Linked DNA regions of Homo sapiens: region 1 is linked to region 2. A link is a loop called in an ENCODE intact Hi-C map of the cell type or tissue named here. Cell type or tissue: heart left ventricle. All regions are shown on one strand. Links, peaks and the distances in the headings refer to the core of each region. The heading gives the core; the rest is flanking DNA.

Region 1 (5,228 bases), core at 128-2,627, 360 kb before region 2:
TTAAAACTGCCAGGCTAAATTGCCTATAGAATTATACCAGTTGCCAGTGCTTTTTCTGTAGTGTTTGAACTTTTAGATTAATGATTCCTGACCCTAGTTCTAACTCACAAAAGTGATTTTTTGGGGATATAGAGATATCACAAAAGATCAAAGCACAACAAAACATTAGTCTCAAATTCATAATTTATTAAGATTTAAGAATTACCTGGGATTACAGACTAAATCCCAGTATGAATTCCAACAAGCAGAATTCAATTGCAGGTGTTTGCCCCTAGCTTTAGTCTGCTCAGAGCATGTGTTTAATCAGGCTGATCAGCTGAAACACGGACTTAACATGCATTTCATCATGGCAAACTGTAAATGACTGAGGAAGGGCAAACCAGCACTGGCTCCTCATCCCTAAACAGGAAAATTCTCCTAAGGTTAGAACTGGGGATTTTTTTTAATTACCAAATTCCATCCACTAATAACACCGAGTCCCAAGTCTTGCTAAGTGATTAGAAATCCAAATGAGGTAAAAACGAAGATTTTGCTCTTACTCTTACCTCTGGCATCACATGAATCCAGCTTCTATCTAGAAATCCAGTTGAACCACAGGATCTATCAATTATCTAGGATCATTTCTGGAAAATTTAAAAAACATAAATAAATTCACAAAGGTTATGATTACATGACAACTCACACCAGCATGTTCTATACCAAGTCACAAGAAAATTTAGAGTAACCGTTCATCCTTTATTTAACTCTCCATTCATTAATATAAATTATTGACTCATCTATTTGGAGAATGTCACCAAATGCCCAAGCTCAATATCAAATAGGGCAGGATCAGGAGTTCAAGGTTACAGTGAGCTGTGATCGTGCCACTGTACTCCAGCCTAGGCAACAGAGTAAGACCCCGTCTCGAACAAAACAAAAAAAATTTAACAACAACAACAAAAAAAAACCGAGCAGGACCCCTACACAAGCTTAATTTTGTATAAATTTACAAGCTTGGATAAAACTGCACAATAGTCTAACCAACTTCTGAAAGGCTATAAAGGTCAACAACCTCACAGTAAGAAAACAGTTATGCAAGAGGAAGGAGTCAAGAACTTTTAAGATTCAGATAACTGAGAAAATAATCCAAAATAGTCAGTTTTTTCAAAGCATGTTTCAATTTCATTTGAGCCAATGCCGGATTGTATTTAACCTTTACTCTTCGTAATCCTTTGTCAAAATAATCTGAAGAAAATCTTCCCTTTATATAGGAAAATTGAATTAGTAACATTTGTAACCCAAGTCTGCCACAAGATGGCAGTGTAAGAAAGAGTCTTGCTTTAATTTCCTCTTCCAGCATTTGCGTGTCATCTGAACTTTCAGGTCAAATACATACTAGATACGCAGTTCATCTTTGCAGGCAACCTTCACACTATTCCCTACTCTTCACCTAATTACTAGCTAGAAAATTTTTTGTATTTACTTGTAATGATCATCTAAAACTTGTTAGCTAAAAATACTGCAGTTATACTTTCATCATTATGTTCTTTTTCATGCAGCAGTGTGGAGATTTAAAAATCCATAACCTCAGATACAATCTAGCCAGAAAGACAAGACTCACAGAAATTAACATACCACCAAATAAGTAGTAGAAAGCAAGTAAGGTTAAGAAAAGAAGTAGGATTGGTCAAGGAAGGCTTCATGAAGCAAAAAGAGTGGGTCACAAGTGGACCTTAAAGTTGCATGTCCAATAAGTAACCACTTAATTAGAGTTAAAAATTAAATTTCTCCCATTACCCTAGTCACATTTTCATTACTCAATAGCTAAATTGGCAGTACAAACATAGAGCATTTCCATCATAACAGAAGGCTCCATTGGACATCAGTGCCTTTAAGAATGGGTCTAAAATAAGCTGACAGAAAAGAAAGCAGTGGCTATCATTCTTTAGAAATCCTATCTGTCAAGCTGTATAGAATTTGTATCATTTAAATTTTACAACCCCCTATTTACAGGAAAATTGAGGCTCAGAAAAATTACATAAATTTCCTAAGGTCACCTAACTAGTAAGAGCTAGGATTTAAATTCAATTCCATCAAAACTCCATACTCTTCAATTCACCATGGTACTTCCTACAGGAAATACACAGAGCTAAAGGTTTGCTTTAAAATGTAATGCAGTGACATGCTAGCTCAGTAGGTTGGAAAGAAACTGAAGCATTTTAAATATCTCAGACAGATATGATCAAAATGTTATTTTACTCCTTCCTTGCCCTATACTTAGCTTTAACTATGTAAAATGTTTTCAGATCAGCAGGATGCAAGGTTAACTAAGAGAATGTAGACAAGAAGCAAGACATGGTGTGAAAGGTTTCTCCAGTTTTAACAATGTCTACCTTAAAACTCCTTGATCTCTCCAAACCTAAAATAAATTTTTTTAAAAAGGAAATTAAAAAAAAAACTACTTGATCTAAGTATTCTTACAGGATAATAATTATAGGTTGAAAGGAACAACTTCTCTATTAATCTCAACTCACAAACAAAACCCAGATTGCAAGAGGCCTGGTCTTTTTGTTTTGACACATAGCACAAAGCCTGGCACATAAATCCTGATGTTAAATATGTGATACCTTTCCCAATGTGTGATGCTTCCCTGCAGGATTCTAGTCATGCATGCTTCAACAAGTGTCATTCCACCATACAAAGGACATTTCGTATTTACTAAGTATTGTGCAAATGCTCCATAAACAATCAATGATCCCAGCATTTTGTTGACTGTGGGCAGTAATCACTTCAAAGTACTAGTGTTCATAGCCAAAAGGTACATTTTATATGTGTGAACAGATGCTTCATGAAGGCCTAATACAAACTACAAATTGATACTAAATCAGCAGATACTCGTGTTAAGATTTCATCACCATTCCTTTTGACTCTATTCCAATTTACTCAGTGCCACCTAGCATTATAGGATACAATGGTAACTCGAATCTCTAAGCTAGGCTTTTTAGATAGGAAAGACACACATACGTGTAATGAAGAGAACTTAAGGCAGCTTATCTTGATCAAAATTCAAGTACCAGGCTTTAGGTACCATCAGCCTTTAACCCTTTCTGTTGAGAATATCCAAATCCAAGCCCATATGATTTTCAGGGGGTCTACAGATGGGCCAGTTCTGGACTGGCACACAGGGTGCTGGACTTCCCTCCTCAGTGGATTTCATCTTCAACCTGAAACAAAATGAACACACAAAATTTTGTTCATAGGAAGTAAATACTAGACTAATAGCTTGGTATAGTTTTCCTTTAGAGATAGTTATATAAGGTACTGCTATCAGAACAGACTCCAAGTTTTATTTCCCACTCACTATCAGTTTCCTTCCTTTTTAAGGCAGAATAGTATTCCACTGTACATATGTATAATATTTGCTTTATCCATTCATCCGTTGATGGACCCTTAGGTCAATTCCGTATCTTGGCTTTTGTGAATAATGATGCAATGAACATGGGAGTATAGGTATCTCTGACATACTAGTTTTATTTCCTTTGAATATACCCAGAAATGGGATTTCTGGATTATATGGTAGTTCTATTTTTAATTTTTTGAGAAATTTCCATACTGTTTTCCATCATAGCTGCACTAATTAATATTCCCTAAAATAATAGATTTTGAAATCATACTAAACTAGATTTTAATCCTGGCTCTCTCATGTATTTGCTGTGCCCATGGGTAAGTTATGCAACTTCTCTAAACTTCAGCTGTCCCCTCTGTAAAATGAGGACAAATACTACATACCTCTTAAAACTTCCGTGAAGACTGAGGTAATAAATACATTTTGCACTGTAGCTGGCATGGAGTTAAATGTTTAATATGTTATTTCTATGTCTTGCCCAAGCTCAACCAGCTAGTGAGTAGAAAGGCAAATATTCTGCCTAAAAATTTCACACTTTTCCACAGCCATAAAAAAAAAAAAAACAAAAAACATGTCCTTTGCAGCAACTGGAGCTGCTGGATGCTGCTGGGGGCCATTATCCTAAACGAATTTATGCAAAAACAGAAAACCAAGTATTGCATGTTCTCACTTATAAGTGGGAGCTAAATCTTGCGTTGGGAGCTAAATCTTGCGTAGGGAGCTAAATACTGGGTTCACAGGAACAAAAAGTTGGGAACAATAGACACTAGGTACTCCAAAAGGAGGAAAAGAGAGAGAGGGGCAAGAGCTGAAAAACTTCCTATTGGGTACAATGTTTACTACCTAGATGGCAGGATCAATAGAAGCCCAAACCTCAGCATCATGCAATATACCCTGAAACAAACCTGCACATGTACCCCGTGAATCTACAATAAAAACAAATTTAACAACAAAAAGTCACACTTCTCACAATAACCCAGAAGCCAGAAAGGTCACTCATATAGTACTCATAAGGGCCCTTCCAACTCCAAGATATTGTGTCCTTTTTTTTTTTCACTCTTGTTGCCCAGACTGGAGTGCAATGGCGCGATCTCGGCTCACCACAACCTCCACCTCCCGGGTTCAAGCGATTCTCCTGCCTCAGCCTCCCGAGTAGCTGGGATTACAGGCATGCACCAACACGCCCGGCTAATTTTGTATTTTTAGTAGAGACGGGGTTTCTCCATGTTGATCAGGTTGGTCTCGAACTCCCGACCTCAGGTGATCCACCCTCCTCGGCCTCCCAAAGTGTTGGGGTTACAGGCGTGAGCCACCGCGCCCGGCCATATTGTCCTTCAAGCAAAAAAGACACAGGTTTGCTTCCCCCTTCCCCTCATTTCCTACTTAACAATGAAGACTCCAATGTATTATGAAGTCTTATTAACAAAAGCATGCTTCCATTGGAAAGAATGTAATGTTTTCCCAACTCACAAAACTTCCACCTAAAAAACCGGAACTAAGCCTCTTAAGACTAAAACAGCTTTGGAGAAATTCCCAAAGGCTTCCTTTTTTATTTTGCATGTTTACATCCTAAAATACATTTCAGCTTTTCCTAACTTAATACTAAAATATGCCCTCAACACCATGAGTTCAGGGGCATATCCAGCACACATTTTCTAAGTAAACACTGAAAGCATGCCCTTTCTGCCCCTGTGAATACAAAGATGACTTGGTTGTTCTGGGCCACTGCTGTCACTCCTTCCCAGCATTAAACACATGCTCATAACAAGATAAACCATCCCCACTCAAACCAAAGTGGGCAAAGATATATTCACATAAAAGCCATCAAGATGATTTTCCTTTC
Region 2 (3,944 bases), core at 474-2,973:
TCTTGTGAATACTAACAGATTCATTTGATACAGAAGATAAAGTTACTCTAAAGAACAGTTGGGGCCAGGTGTGGTGGCTCACACCTGTAATCCCCGCACTTTGGGAAGCCGAGGTAGCCGGATCAACTGAGGTCAGGAGTTCGAGACCAGCCTGGCCGACATGGCGAAACCCCGTCTCTACCAAATACACAAAATTAGCCAAGCGTGGTGGTGGCCGCCTGTAATCCCAGCTACTTGGGAGGCTGAGGCAGGAGAATTGCCTGAACCTGGGAGGTGGAGGTTGCAGTGAGCCAAGATAGCACCACTGCGATCTAGCCTGGGCGATAGAACAAGACTCTGTCTCAAAAAAAAAAAAAAAACAGGCCGGGCGCGGTGGCTCACGCCTGTAATCCCAGCACTTTGGGAGGCCGAGGCGGGTGGATCATGAGGTCAGGAGATCGAGACCATCCTGGCTAACAAGGTGAAACCCCGTCTCTACTAAAAATACAAAAAATTAGCCGGGCGCGGTGGCGGGCGCCTGTAGTCCCAGCTACTCGGGAGGCTGAGGCAGGAGAATGGCGTGAACCCGGGAGGCGGAGCTTGCAGTGAGCCGAGATTGCGCCACTGCAGTCCGCAGTCCGGCCTGGGCGACAGAGCGAGACTCCGTCTCAAAAAAAAAAAAAAAAAAAAAAAAAAAGAAAAGAAAAGAAAAAAAGGACAGAGAACAGCTGGGACTAATTCCACTGACAAAAAGCTGACAGACAGTTACGTGTTTGGGTACAGAAGGATATATCTATAGGACTTTTGCCACCAGATGTGAGGCTTTGCACCCTTGGCTTAGGCAGATTCACTTTTACACCACAAACGATCTGTCTCTTACTGGTTTTCTCCCAATTCCATTTTACCTTGCTTTTTGAGGAATTTAGAGTTGAATATATTGAGAAAGTTTTGAGTGAGGGAGCAGATGTTAGATATTGGTGGTTTTGGTGTACGCTTGCTGAGATTTGGTTCCTGGATGTCTTAGGGAATCAAGATTACAGGCCCCCAACTAAACTTATACAAAATTTGTCTCTGTAACTGAGGGTCACTGGACCTTTGCTATTGAAACTAGCAAAGCCTCTATTATGTTTAATGAGAACCATGAAACTTCAGATTTTTAGAGCTAGCAACTCTTTTATTTTCTTGATGAACAAACCTAGGCCTGGAGAGAAAAATGAAGTCAATTACTTAAAAAATATTAAGGGTTATAATAAGGCAAGCATGTTGATTCAAGGTGAATAATATGAGTTCTGTGGAATATACACCAGTAAGAAACACTAACAAGTAAATACTTCATTGTTCATCCACGATCACGTGGGTAATGGCATGTTTGGAAATGGCACCCGTGAAACCTGACAACAGGTCGGTCTTTATTTTGTGATATCCTTATGGGTAGATTCTGAACTTTGTGGCTTTTACTTTGGCACTTATATCTAATGAGGTGTCCTTGGTCTTAATATCTAATGCAGAGCGAGTTTGGACAGAGATTCTAAACAGGTTCACCAGCTCATACTCCCTTCTGTGAACAGCAATATCCCCACAAGTTATACAGCATTGGCACCTCCTGCAAGTACGGTATTTCCTAGAGAAGACATTAGTAACATTCCTATCCACCACTGCCACCTAACGACTCTTTTAGGTACTAGCAGCTCTGGTTCCGTTTCCTGATTTCTGATTTCTGGGATTCTGGCACCAGGCAGAAGAATGTTGACTGTGTAAGGCAGACCTTTGACATTAGAAGTCAGTATTTGTTCATTACAGAGCAAGAGACTTAATTGATTACAAATCAATAAAACTTTAATAAGATCTTCCAAAAAACTAGAAACAGGAAACACACCCAGGAGACTGAAAAGCATGATGTAAATGTGAAGAACGTGGCAAGTGGGTGGCTTGGCAGCCCAGCAGCTATACTGGAGCAGCTGCATGAGTGAATACTTGTTACTCCTTTAGGGCTGGCTCTCCATTCTACAATCATGTACCTCTTTCTTGATAAACTCCCAAGAACACACTTTCAGCATGGAATTTCAGACTTTTAGAGATAGCAACTCTCTCAAGTATGGACAAATGTCGGTGCGGACAAATTTGATGCACTGCTGAAGAATACCAAATAATATGCTAAGGAATTTTTTCATTCCACAATAATGGAGTAAATAGCAGCTGGAAATGTTTGCATTAAGTTCATAGATTATAATTTGTAATGGAATCAACACCAAATGCAAATTAGAAAGAGAGCCCACTTTGCTCACCCAGTCACGTCTTCCCATGTAACCATAGAACATTGGGGTCCTGTGTCTTTCTAGATCCACAGTCTTGCTCTCAGAACAGGCTAGCCACACCACAGGCCTAGTGCCAGGACCCATGGCCTTTTTTTAAGCTCAGACTCCCTTCTGTGAACAGCAATATCCCCACAACTTGTACAACATTGGTGCTTCCTGCAAGGGCTACAGAACTATTTGATACGAAAATGTTCATTGACTTACACACAAGAGAAGCACAAAATAAAAAATTAATAATTAATTTAATGTCTTTGAAAATGTACCATTTATTTTTACATTTGGGGTCATAAGAATTGTATTACACTTAAGAATGCAATACAATTTGAAGATCAGATTTTTCTCCCTTTGTGAGAATTTCTCAGTATGTGTGATGACTACCAAGAAATCATAGCCAGTCATAAATTCAGTGAGTTACTCATAAACGAACAAGAACCACCTACTTCTTGGGGAGGTAGGTCTGCTTCCCTTCAACTCAGGATACAACTGCTTTCAACTGCTTTCTTCACATTAGCTGACTAATTAGCTAGAAGCCTGTCGTAAACAATTTTATGGTTGACTCCTTCCCTGGGCTCAGGGTTCCCTAGAACAGAGGTCCCCAAATCCCGGTCTGTGGCCTGTCCGCCTAAGCTCTGCCTCCTGCCAGATCAGCAGGCAGCATTAGATTCTCATAGGAGCTGGACGCCTATTGTGAACTGCGCATGTGCGGGATCCAGATTGTGCACTCTTTATGAGAATCTAACTAATGCTTGATGATCTATCTGAACCAGAACAATTTCATCCTGAAACCATCCCCCACCAATCCATAGAAATACTGTCTTCCACAAAAATGATCCCTGGTGCCAAAAATGTTAGAGACCACTCCCCTAAAACTCTCTTCTTAGCTCTCACCTCCTGTATTACTATCTCATCTCAGTACATTGAAGCCCCCATCTTTTCCCCATGGATGCCTCATTTCCTATTAGGGAGGCATTTTTTTATTTTTTGTTTTTATTTTTTTCCGAGACGGAGTCTCGCTCTGTCGCCAAGGCTGGAGTGCAGTGGCGCGATCTCGGCTCACTGCAAGCTCCGCCTCCCGGGTTCACGCCATTCTCCTGCCTCAGCCTCCCGAGTAGCTGGGACTACAGGCGCCCGCCACTACGCCCGGCTAATTTTTTGTATTTTTAGTAGAGACGGGGTTTCACCGTGGTAGCCAGGATGGTCTCGATCTCCTGACCTCGTGATCCGCCCGCCTTGGCCTCCCAAAGTGCTGGGATTACAGGCGTGAGCCACCGCGCCCGGCCGTCATTTGGTATGTCTTAATGTGCCTCAGGACCTAGCACAGTCCCTGGTACCCAGTAGAGACCTATGTAATGTTCATTATTCAATTAATAAATACATGAATTAAAGAGTGAGAGTGGATTTTGTAATGTTACGACTGATAGAGAAATACTCAGTGATTCTAAGGGATGGGGAAGAACGGTTGGAGCTAGAGGTTGTGCTCAGGAAACTATTAAATAGACGTTCCGCAGGAAGGGATTGACGAAGTGTGAGGTTAATGAGGAAGGGAAAATAGAATATAAAATTTGGTGGTGGAAAAGATCTGATTCATGATGCCGTGTCAGAGAGCAAAGCTCCTGTCCTTTTGGCCTAATTTGGTGATGCTGTTCTTGG

What was found. A loop is a pair of places that touch in the nucleus more often than their neighbours do. Peaks named below come from ENCODE experiments on the same cell type or tissue, not always from the same donor. Only the 100,000 strongest peaks of a DNase experiment are listed, where the experiment ranks them.
Region 1: a loop joins it to region 2, with 8 times the contacts of the local background. A loop is called at or near these places in 62 of 110 quality-filtered maps.

The regions. Positions count from the first base shown.
Region 1 is chr14:20,326,171-20,331,398 of GRCh38, forward strand. CCNB1IP1 (cyclin B1 interacting protein 1) reads right to left here. Exons shown (of 7, transcript NM_021178.5): 2 at 3,004-3,203; 3 at 546-623. SNORD126 (small nucleolar RNA, C/D box 126) reads right to left here and starts at 369; the gene lies at 271-369. In heart left ventricle, for the core only: a CTCF peak has its summit at 1,300 (motif pointing right); no DNase peak of the experiment used is centred there.
Region 2 is chr14:20,689,573-20,693,516 of GRCh38, forward strand. The region is part of intron 1 of RNASE4 (ribonuclease A family member 4); the gene reads left to right. The region is part of intron 1 of ANG (angiogenin); the gene reads left to right. EGILA (EGFR interacting lncRNA) reads right to left here. Exons shown (of 4, transcript NR_174964.1): 4 at 3,908-3,944. Among named protein-coding and RNA genes, the nearest start is that of ANG, 2.8 kb to the left of the region's middle. In heart left ventricle, for the core only: a CTCF peak has its summit at 1,644; no DNase peak of the experiment used is centred there.